Linked DNA regions of Homo sapiens: region 1 is linked to region 2. The links are chromatin contacts, found by Hi-C in ENCODE. All regions are on one chromosome and are shown on one strand. The core of a region is the stretch at or near the end of the contact, and the rest is flanking DNA. Distances in the headings are between cores, read along the strand shown.

The links. A loop is a pair of places that touch in the nucleus more often than their neighbours do. Pooled maps may share reads with other maps.
Region 1: a map with no recorded cell type shows a loop between it and region 2 (8-fold over the local background). The contact joins two enhancer-like sites. A Hi-C loop is called at or near these places in 6 of 37 single-sample maps with no recorded cell type and 4 of 50 pooled maps.

The regions. Positions count from the first base shown.
Region 1 is chr7:101,979,266-101,984,875 of GRCh38, reverse strand. The region is part of intron 2 of CUX1 (cut like homeobox 1); the gene reads right to left. Among named protein-coding and RNA genes, the nearest start is that of CUX1, 160 kb to the right of the region's middle. RefSeq lists enhancers at 2,855-2,964, 2,995-3,114. Within about 2 kb of position 2,860, at least 7 of the 41 ENCODE cell types and tissues checked have a DNase peak (open chromatin) inside an H3K27ac peak, as active enhancers do.
Region 2 is chr7:102,301,632-102,306,925 of GRCh38, reverse strand. It overlaps SH2B2 (SH2B adaptor protein 2), which reads right to left. Exons shown (of 9, transcript NM_001359228.2): 3 at 104-205. Among named protein-coding and RNA genes, the nearest start is that of MIR4285, 11 kb to the right of the region's middle. RefSeq lists enhancers at 761-920, 381-1,167. Within about 2 kb of position 1,250, at least 4 of the 41 ENCODE cell types and tissues checked have a DNase peak (open chromatin) inside an H3K27ac peak, as active enhancers do.

The sequences.
Region 1 (5,610 bases), core at 1,611-4,110, 320 kb after region 2:
AATATATAATAAAATTAAGATTAATGCGATCTTAATACCTTGCAAAACTGTTTGCCATGCCCTCGTATTCATATATTTCTTCTTGCGCGGTTTATTTTTAACAGTGCTCATTTTGTACTGAGAACGTGCTGTTTTTTACGACTGAGTTTTGCGAACGCCAGCCACCTCCAGCATTTTTCACTGACATCTAGTTTTCCCAGGCTGATGTTCCCTCCCGACTGCCCATCTGCGCTTGTGCCAGGAGGGATGCCATCATCCAAGCACAACCCAGGGTGTGGGTGGCCTTCAGAGCTCAGTCCTGCAGGACTTGCACCCAACAGCTCGCCTGAGAGTGCAGGGCAGGTTCTCACTGCAAGCACTTTTTTTTTTTTTTTTTTTTGCCGGAGAACAATCTGAGCGTTCAAAAATGAAATCTACGAAGCACGGAAGAGAATATTTACACCGTCCTTTGTGTACTAGGCTGTATATCGAGGTTTTTATCTACATTGTCCCACGACAATCTTACAGGGTGGGTACACTTTACAGATCATCAGGATGCAAGTTTGGAAAGGTGAGTCAGCCACTGGTCCCATCCATAGGAGGCACACCCATGTGTTCAACAATGAGGAAATAAAGAGAAATAAAACATGGGCCCATATTCAATGCCTGACAGTCTAATAGCCATGATGGACACTGACACACTTTGGACATCTGTCCCCTAACACACACACACACACACACACACACATATATATATGTGTGTGTGTATATATATATATATATATATATATATATATATATATATATTTTTTTTTTTTTGGGGGGGGACAGAGTCTTGCTCTGTCACCCAGGCTGGAGTGCAGTGGTGCAGTCTCAGCTCTGTCACCCAGGCTGTAGTGCAGTGGCACAATCTCAGCTCACTGTAACCTCTGCCTCCCGGGTTCAAGCGATTTTCCTGCCTCAGCCTCCTGAGTAACTGAGATTACAGGTACATGCCACCACACCCGGCTAGTGTCCCCTCCAAATTTCATGTTGAAATGTGATCCCCAGTGTTGGAGGTGGGGCCTGGTGGGAGGTGTTTGGGCCATGAGGGCAGATTGCTCATGAATGGCTTGGTGCCCACCTCCTGGTAATGAGTGAATTCTTGCTCTGAGTTCTTGTGAGATCTGGTTGTTTAAAAGAGTCTGGGACCTCCCCCTTCTCACTCTCTCTCTCCCCATGTGATATGTCAAGTCCTCTTTGCCTTCCATCATGACTGGAAGCTTCCTGAGGCCTCACCAGCAGCAGATGCTGGCGTCATGCTTCTTGTACAACCTGCAGAACCATGGGCCAAGTAAACCTCTTTTCTTCATAAATTACTCAGCCTCGGGTATTTCTTTATAGCAATGCAAATGAACTAACAGACTCACACATAATTGTTCACTGCAGTCAGTGGCCATGGGCCCAGGGCACCCCAGGGTGGGCACAGAGGAAAAAAACTGAACCACCTCATGCCACCGAGGGAGGAACCACTGGTGGGAGGATGGGAGGGGTGTTAGAGAAGTTTCCTGGGGCTGGAGACCACACCTGGGCTGAGGTTTATGCAAATAGCTGCTTTTGTCTTTCTTTTTCTAAGAGGTTGTCACCCAAAGAATAATTATTTTATGGAGACCAAATATAACAGCATTAAAGAAAGATCTTATATTCAAAACACGTATATGCCCATCCCACATCCCCAGCAGAACTTTTTCTTTTGGTCACACAGCCAATGACATAAACATCTCCGTCCTTCTGAACAGCACTGGTGATTTTACATTTTAGTGGCTGTATAATATTCCTTCCTGTTGAGGTGGGCCGTCAGGAACTGTTGGGTGAATGAATGAATGACTAGTGCTTTCCTTAGGCACAGGACGTGGACACTCACAAAGCGCTTAGACCCACACCTCTGTGGGTGTCCTGACACCACCCAGAAAGGGGATTGATTAAAACTGTCCCTGTTGGGGAAGGAGAACATCACACACCGGGGCTTGTCATGGGGTGGGGGGAGGGGGGAGGGATAGCATTAGGAGATATACCTAATGTAAATGACGAGTTAATGGGTGCAGCACACCAACATGGTACATATATACATATGTAACAAACCTGCACGTTGTGCACATGTATCCTAGAACTTAAAGTATAATAAAAAAAAAAAAGTCCCTGTTGGCTCACACCTGTAATCCCAGCACTTTGAGAGGCCGAGGCAGGCAGATCGTTTCAGGCCAGGAGTTCAAGACCAGCCTAACCAACATGGTGAAACCTCATCTCTGCTAAAAATACAAAAATTAGCCGGGCATGGTGGCCCGCATCTGTAATCCCAGCTACTCAGGAGGCTGAGGCATGAGAATCACCTAAGCCTGGGAGGCAGAGGTTGCAGTAAGCCAAGATCACAACACAGTACTCCAGCCTGGGCGACAGAGCAAGACTCCATCTCAAACAAAAAAGAAAAAAAGAAAAAAAAAAGAAATTTAAAAACTGTCCCTGTTTTGCAGGTGAGGAAATTCAGGAGACCCAGTGACTTGTCCTCCTGTCTCTTGCACTAATTCTAAAGCTGCTGCCCTAGCTCCTGGCCTTCCCTACCAGCTCATAACACCTTGGTGAGAAAAACGAGGCAGCAGGGCACACTCAACTTTTCTCACTTACAGTGGAAGATGTCAGCAGTCACAGCTATGGAGGAAGAGAAAGCTCTCAGGGGAAACTACTTTTTACTGCTATGTTATTGGTCAGGGCTGAGTCATACATTTCAGCCTGCAATGCAGGTAGAGGGAAACTCTAGCAATCAACAGGCAAGAAAATACCTGCCAAGATCGACTTGGACAACCTCATGGGTTTGGTTTTCTTTCTTCCCTTTTCTGCTTGCTTATTTTAGGCCATCTTGGTGAATACAGAAAGCAACAGTTAATTTTCCCTCCCACTTATGTGGCTGAGCGAAACCTCCCTGGTTTTATTAGAGTCAAGACTTGAAACCTGGCCAGGTGCGGTGGCTCACGCCTGTAATCCCAGCACTTTGGGAGGCCAAGGCGGCAGATCACTTGAGGTCAAGAGTTCAAAACCAGCCTGGCCAACATGGTGAAACCCCGTTTCTTCTAAAAATACAAACATTAGCTGGGCGTGGTGGTGCTTGCCTGTAATCCCAGCTACTCAGGAGACGGAGGCAGGAGAATCGCCTGAACCAGGGAGGCGGAGGTTGCAGAGCCGAGATCGCACTGCTGTACTCCAGCCTGGGCGACAGAGCGAGACTCCGTCTCAAAAAAAAAAAAAGACTTTAAACTTCAGAGCCTCTGACATTTGCATTCACGATTCAAACACCACTGGGGAATGCCTGGGATATCATTTTAATAAGCACATTATCTGTAAAAGAGAGTGGCTAAGACTCACATTGCCAGCCTGGGAATGGCTGGCCACTCTCTGTGGCCACCAATTGGCTATTCCACGTAGCCCAGGCCACACTGAGTGCCCTGAACTGAGATTTATCATTCACTCTACAAATAATTTCAGTACCTGCTACATGCCAGCCACTCTTTCATTCACAAAAAAGAAGACATGTTTTTGAATTCAGGCAACTTACATCCTCATGCGGCAAGACAAGTAAGAAACAAACACATACTATGTCAGGAGAGAGGAACTGTGGTAGAAAACGTCCTGCAAGGGAAAGTGAGGCGTGTGTATAGGTTGGGGGAGGAGGGGGCCGGGGACACAGTACTGGCTCAGGATTCACAAAACGGGGGGTATTCATGTCAGGACCTCTCCCTGTTCAGGAGCTATGCCAAAAGAGGCCTCTCCCTAGGTCATCTCCCTAGGCAAGCCTGATGTCCACAAATTCATTTTTCCATTTATTATTTTTGCAATTAATTGCAAAAACCACAATGACTTTTGCACCAAACTAAATATTGCCTGAAATTTCCAAAGACGCAGCATGTGACTCGGTAGCTAAAGGGGGAAAGAGCATCCCTAGAGTTAAGTTCCCAGGACATTGAACTCAAAGGCCAGATTCAGAGAGAGGAGTCAGGAAGCGCAGGTGCTGTGTTCGGGAGAAAGTCCCACGGGGTGTGGGGCACTGTGGCTTCCAGGTACATCCGTGCGGACGGCGGGCTGGTTCTCGGGGCCTTCAGGAGCCCTGTTCTTGGGCCGGGGGTCACAGAGTTAGGAGACGGCTGGCTGGCTGAACAGTTACAAGCTGGCCTAGAGCAGAAGAAGGTGGTTTATGTCACCGCACTCTCCCCTGAGTCAGAAGCGGGAGAGGTGTCTCCAGGGTCTGCCTGAGTGAGAACCAATCTGCCACCTACTTTGGATTGTGTCATTTTTCACTCAAGTGCCAGGTAGAGAACTGGTCAGATTCTTCAAAATGAAGATTTTTATTGTTTTAATTGGAAACAGGGTCTCCCTCTGTCGCCCAGGCTGGACTGCAGTGACACAATCACAGCTGACTGCAGCCTCGACCTCTCGGGTGGAGCAATCCTCCCACCTCAGCTTCCCCAGTAGCTGGGACCACAGGTGCATGCCACCATGCTCAGCTACTTTTTAAACATTTTTTTTGGAGAAACAGGGTCTTGCTATGTTGCCCAGGCTGGTCTCGAACTCCTGGGCTCAAGCAATCCTCCCACTTTGGCCTCCCAAAGTGCTGGGATTCCAGGTGTGAGCCCCCACACCCAGCCTGAAGGTTCTTCTTCTGTAAGATCCTGAGTAGTGGCATCACTGCCCTGGGGACCCTCTGTTGAGAATAATATTCATCACAACCTCCCTGGCCCAGAATGACACTGCAGGGCACTGCTCCCTAAGCCCGGTGCTGGCTGGGAGCCCTTCCAGAAACAGCTCAAGGGTAGGGCCCCGCTCTCCGCACTCTGTCACCCAGCCCTGGGCCTGTACTCATACTCACAGCGCTGGAAACAAAGTTCCTGAATAACAGACGAAGAAATAAAACACCCAGCCGGACACGGTGGCTCACGCCTGTAATCCCAGCACTTTGGGAGGCCAAGGCGGGTGGATCACCTAAGGTCAGGAGTTCGTGACCAGCCTGGCCTGTTAACATGGTAAAACCCTATCTCTATTAAAAATACAAAAATTAGCTGGGCATGGTGGTGGGCACCTGTAGTGCCAGCTACTCGGGAGGCTGAGGCATGAGAATTGCTTGAACTCAGGAGGTGGAGGTTGCAGTGAACCGACATTGTGCTACTACACTCCAGCCTGGATGACAGAGCAAGACTCCGTCTCAAAAAAAAAAGAAAAAAGAAAGAAAACACCTGAGCCCTGCCAAGGGGGAGCTGTCTTCCCCAAACCAACAAACCTCCTAAAGATAGCTGGGAGCCCATCCTACCAGCTCTGATTTGGGGCTGGTTTGTGAGTTACTGTTAGGAGTAAGTCCCTAGAAGTGATAAAAGATAAATCAACCCAACGTTTGATTTATAAGATATATCAGACTGATAACTAGTGACAATGTTAATCTAATTACAATTCAAAAATCTCATCACATCCATTTTCCATGCTATTTCATTAACTTGGGCTTTTGCCAACAATTCAACATTTTAAGCGTGACCGAATTCACGCTTCATTCCTTCGGTGTGGGTGATGACCTGCTCCAGGGTGAGGGTCTCAGAGCCCCTCTTCCACCCAGTG
Region 2 (5,294 bases), core at 1-2,500:
GCCTTAGGCTCCTTCCCCTCGCTCCCCTAGGGAGCTGTAGCACCTAAAGGGAAGGTGGCCTGGGGCAGCTGGAGGATCTCTGAGGTTAGGGGTGAGACCTCACCTTGAGGACGAATGTGTTATCCTTCTCTGGCATTTCCAGGGGCATGGTGGTGCGGACCTCAATGATGGCTGACAGTGGGATGCTGACCTTGGGCCTGGAGGCCTGGGGGCCAGAAGAAGGATAGTGAGTGGCCCCAGCATTTCCCGACACCCTTTCCATCCCCTCCCCGCTGCCAGGTGTTAGAGTGGCCCTCAAATAGACTGCCACAGCCACCCTGGTACAGAGGTATCCCAATCCCCATTTCACAGAGGGGGAAGCTGAGGAAGGCATTTCTTTGAAACAAGAAAGAAATTTTTCCTGGCTAGGCATGGTGGCTCATGCCTGTAATCCTAGCACTTTGGGAGGCCGAGGCAGGAGGATGGCCTGAGTCCAGTAGTTCAAGGACAGCCTGGACAGCATAGCAAGACCTTATCTTTACTCGAGACCAAAAAATGGGCTGGGTGCGGTGGCTCACGCCTGTAATCCCAGCACTTTGGGAGGCCGAGGCGGGCGGATCACCTGAAGTCGGGAGTTTGAGACCAGCCTGACCAACATGGAGAAACCCCATCTCTACTAAAAAATATACAAAATTAGCCAGGCGTGGTGGTGCATGCCTGTAGTCCCAGCTATCTGGGAGGCTGAGGCAGGAGAATCGCTTGAACCCAGGAGGCGGAGGTTGCGGTGAGCTGAGATTGCGCCATTGCACTCCAGCCTGGGCGACAAGAATGAAACTCCGTTTCACAGAAAAAAAAACGAAACAAAAAGAGACCAAAAAACTTAGCCGAGTGTGGTGGCATGAGTGCCTGTAGTTCCAGCTATTTGGGAGGCTAAGGTGGAAGGATCGCTTGATCAGGGGAGGTGGTCGAGGCTGCAGTGAGCTATGATGGCACCACTATACCCCCACCTGGGTGACAGAGTGAGACGATGCCTCAAAAAAAAAAAAAAAAAAAGAAAAAAAAAAAAGGACCTCCTCCTATAGTCACCTTGCAAGTCCAGGACAGAACCAGAATTGACATCTGAGCCTCCTACCTCCAAGCCCTGAGGAGAAAACCCCACCTGGGCTGCCCTCTGCCCAATGCACCCACGAGATCTGTGGTTTTCTTATTTTTGACCTTGACCCATTGTGAGAAATACATTTAACACTGGGGCCCAATACACACATACGCAGGTAAAAATATCTCTGAAACAAACATCTCACCAGACAATAGTTACCCTTCCTGTGTGGGATAGAGTGTGATATTTTCTATTCTATTCTAGTTCACGTTTTAAAAAATGCTGGTCTTGGCTGGGTGTGGTGGCTCACACCTGTAATTTCGCACTTTGGGAGGCCAAGGAGGATGACTTGAGGTCAGGAATTCCAGACCAGCCTGGGCAACATGATGAAACCCCATCTCTACTAGAAATACAAAAATTAGCCAGGCGTGGTGGTGCGTGCCTGTAATCCCAGCTACTTGGGAGGCTGAGGCACGAGGATCACTTGAACCCGGGAGGTGGAGGTTGCAGTGAGCTGAGATTGCACCACTGCACTCCAGCCTGGGCGACAGAGTGACACCCTGTCTCAAAATATAAAATAAAATAAAATAAAATAAAAAAATAAAAAATGATGGGTCTTAAAACCTGGTTGCTTAAAGAAAAAATGCTGGTCTCCTACTACAGACCCGACCTTCCAGAGCAGGGCCTGGAGCCCCCGACTCAGAACGGGGCTCACTGTTTCCTGGAGTGAGTAAAAGGGACCAGTGTTCCCAACAACGCTGCGGGCAGGGTTGATCCAAGGTGAGCTGGCAGGGCTCTGTGGGACCGCCACTCTGTGCCTGGCCCCACTCGCTCTGCCTCAAAGCTCCCTGCCGTGAGCCTGAGGCCCCCTTGGGGCTGGCCTGAGTGAGATTCCCAGCAGCGCTGTCTCCAGGACAGGAACTTTCTTAGGAGGAAATGGAAAGGCCACACATTTGATGGGCAGGCAGATGGGAATTCCAGGAAGAACTGGCCCCTGTCCAGCGCGTGCAGGGCTAGGCTTGAAGCATGAACGGGGCCTGGCTAACCCCGGTGTGTGGCCATCGTGCCGGCCAGCGGGGCTGGGGACAGAGCAGACAGAGGCCTGCAGTGGAGGCCTGGACTGGAAGCTTCAGCAGGTATCCTGCTGGCCAGAGATGCTGTGGTTCCCCAGTTTGGAATCTGAGGTCCGTCAGTCCTGGTCCAGCTTCCTCCCACCTGCTCCAGCCACAACGCACTGTGCCCACATGCCTGAATGGTCAACTTGTTTACAACTCCAGGCCTTTGCCCACAGAGCTTGAACCTCCAAAAGTGCTGTTCCAGGGTGCTGGCCACCTGGTGAACACTTAGGTAGCCCAAGCTTTTCCTCCGGGGCTCACCCCAGTAAGATTTGCAAGCATCTTGAAAATACCAGGTTTCCCAGTGGTTTCCCTAATGGCGGGGGGCCGGCCTCATTGTTCCTTGGGTCCCCAGGGCTTGGCCTGGCATAGGGCAATGAGGGGACCTGGGGTTCAGGAGGCTCTTCCTGCAGGGGTGAGGAGGCAGGAAGCCAGAGACCTGACTCACCAGGGCTGGCACCTCAAAGGCTGTGTGAGAGGGAAATCTAAGGTGCCAGGCAATGGCTTCTGAGCCTGCAGGCCCCGAGCTCCTGACTGCTCCAAGGGTGCATCTAGGCCTCTTGGAGGCAAGAGATCTGGACCGTGGGTGGGTGCAGAGGCAGTGGGGGTATCATTCAGGGCATCCCAGGGGGCTCACTCACCCTGGGAGCCTGTCTCCTGGGACCAGACACATTTGGGAAACTCAACCAAGTTCTTAGCATGGTAGGAGCTGCCCTCCCATGGGAATGACTCCTGAATACCCACAAATGCCCCCACCTTTGCATGACACAAAGGAGGGGAAGGGCCCAGTGACCCTGCAGGAACGCTGCCCTCTGCCAGCAGCAAAATTAGTGGGCTCTGCTGGGACTAAGCGGTGGAGTGGGGCGGGGGCGGGCACCAGCTGCTCCTTCCCCTTCTCCGAGGGCAGCAGACACTGCTATTTACAGAAGGGCAGCTGTGACTGTCACTCAGGCCCAAGGCACTGGAGCCCTGGGCTTCTGTCCCTGCCCTCTGGGTGACCCCGGGTAAGCCCCACCCCACCCGTCACTGGGCCTCGGTTTCCCTTTCTGACAAGGAGTGGAGTCGGGCTTAGGGGTCTAGGATTTCTCCCAGGGAATTAAAGGCAGGGGCCTGGGCAGGAAAAAAGCCCTAGGGAAGTGTAGGGGTGCTGGGACCTGGGGAAAAAGCTCTTCAGAGAGTAGCTGTGTCCCTGGGAAGTCACTTTTCCAGGGCCCATGTGGCTCATGGGCAATGAGCCTTGGGGAGCCCACACCCCTGCACCCCAGCAGACTGAGAGATGGAGAGAGAGCCAAGAAGCGGCGGGTGACTCAGAGAGCACCCAGGGACAGAGTGGGCCCTGATGCGGGAGGTGGGTGTGGGGTCCCCGGTGGTCCCTGGGGGTGCTGTCGGCTGCTGCACCAGCAAAACCTCCCCCTGCCTAAACCTCTCAGTGCCCAAGGACCTCCACTTCCATGTTCCTTTCGTTCTTGGGACCACCAGGGTGGCAGGTATCATTAGATCGGATTTTTTTTTTTTTTTGAGACAGAGTTTCGCTCTTGCTGCCCAGGCTGGAGTGCAATGGCGTGATCTCGGCTTACCACAATCTCTGCCTCCTGGGTTGAAGTGATTCTCCTGCCTCAGCCTCCCAAGTAGCTGTGATTACAGGCATGTAATCCTGTATTTTTATTAGAGACGGGGTTTCTCCATGTTGGTCAGGCTGGTCACGAACCCCTGACCTCAGGTGATCCACCTGCCTCGGCCTCCCAAAGTGCTGGGATTACAGGCATGAGCCACCGCGCTCGGCCCCCAGTTTTTTGTTTTGTTTTGGTTTGGTTTTTTGAGATAGGGTCTCACTCTGTCGCCTAGCTTAGAGGGCAGTGGTGCAGTCTTGGCTCACTGCAACCTCTGCCTCTTGGGTTCAAGCGATTCTCCTGCCTCAGCCTCCCAAGTAGCTTGGACTACAGGTGCGCGCCACCATGTCCTGCCATGTTAGACCAGCTCTGGCACCCGCCAGCTGGGTGACGTTGGGCAGGCCACACTTCCCTCTCTGAGCATCTGTCTGCGCTCTCTTCTGTAATCTGGGGACCATGTGCTCACCTCGCTGGGGTGGGGTACCCAGAGGATGACAGTGTGTCTGTGCAGATGCCCACCAGGCTGGGGTCTGGACACACTGTGGGCTCTCAGAGGGTGGGCACTATTGTTACAGCTATTCCCACTTTCCAAAGCAGGGGGGCCACCTTGGAGAAGACGTGACACTACTGCCAGGGACCTGATGGCCAGCCCCTAAGAGGGGAAGGGTCAGTGCATGCCAGTGAGCAACAATGTTGGTGACAGCCAGAAAGAAGCCTGGCATCCCCCTGGCCAGAAAAGGACCCCCTGGGCAGGGGCTGGGCTGGAGTCTGGCAGCTGAGCTGGGGAAGAGCAGAGCCCCATGGAGTCAGACACAGACCTCCCAGGGAGCCCTCTGCGAATGTGCTCGGTCACTCCTGCCCTCATCCCTGCAGGCCTCGGCTCTGGGAGGTGCCAGGCACCCTTGGGCTGCAGGAGAGGAGGGCAGGTAGCCAGGCTCTTGAACAACATCAAGAACGGTGCCCTGGGCTGGGCACAGTGGCTCATGCTTGTAATCCCAGCACTTTGGGAGGCCAAGGTGGGGGAGGATCTCTTGAGCTCAGGAGTTCCAGACCACTTGAGCAACATAGTCAGATCCCGTCTTTACGAAAAATAAAAAACATTAGCTGGGAGTGGCGGTGTGTGTGGTCCCAGCTACTTGGGATGCTAAGAAAGGACTGCTTGAGCCTGGGAGGTGAAGGCTGCAGTGAGCCATGATTGTACCACTGCATTCCAGCCTGAGTGACGGCCCCTGTCTCAAAACAAAAAGGAAAGAAAGGCTGGACATGGTGGCTCACGACTGTAATCCCAACACTGGGAGGCTGAGGCAAGCAGATCACTTGAGGTAAGGAGTTCAGGACCAGCCTGGCCAACATGGCAAAACCCTGTCTCTCCTTAAAATACAAAAATTAGCCGGGCATCGTGGTGGGTGCCTGTAAATCCCAGCTACCTGGGAGGCTGAGGCAGGAGAATCCCTTGAGCCTGGGAGGCACAGGTTGCAGTGAGCCGAGATCGTA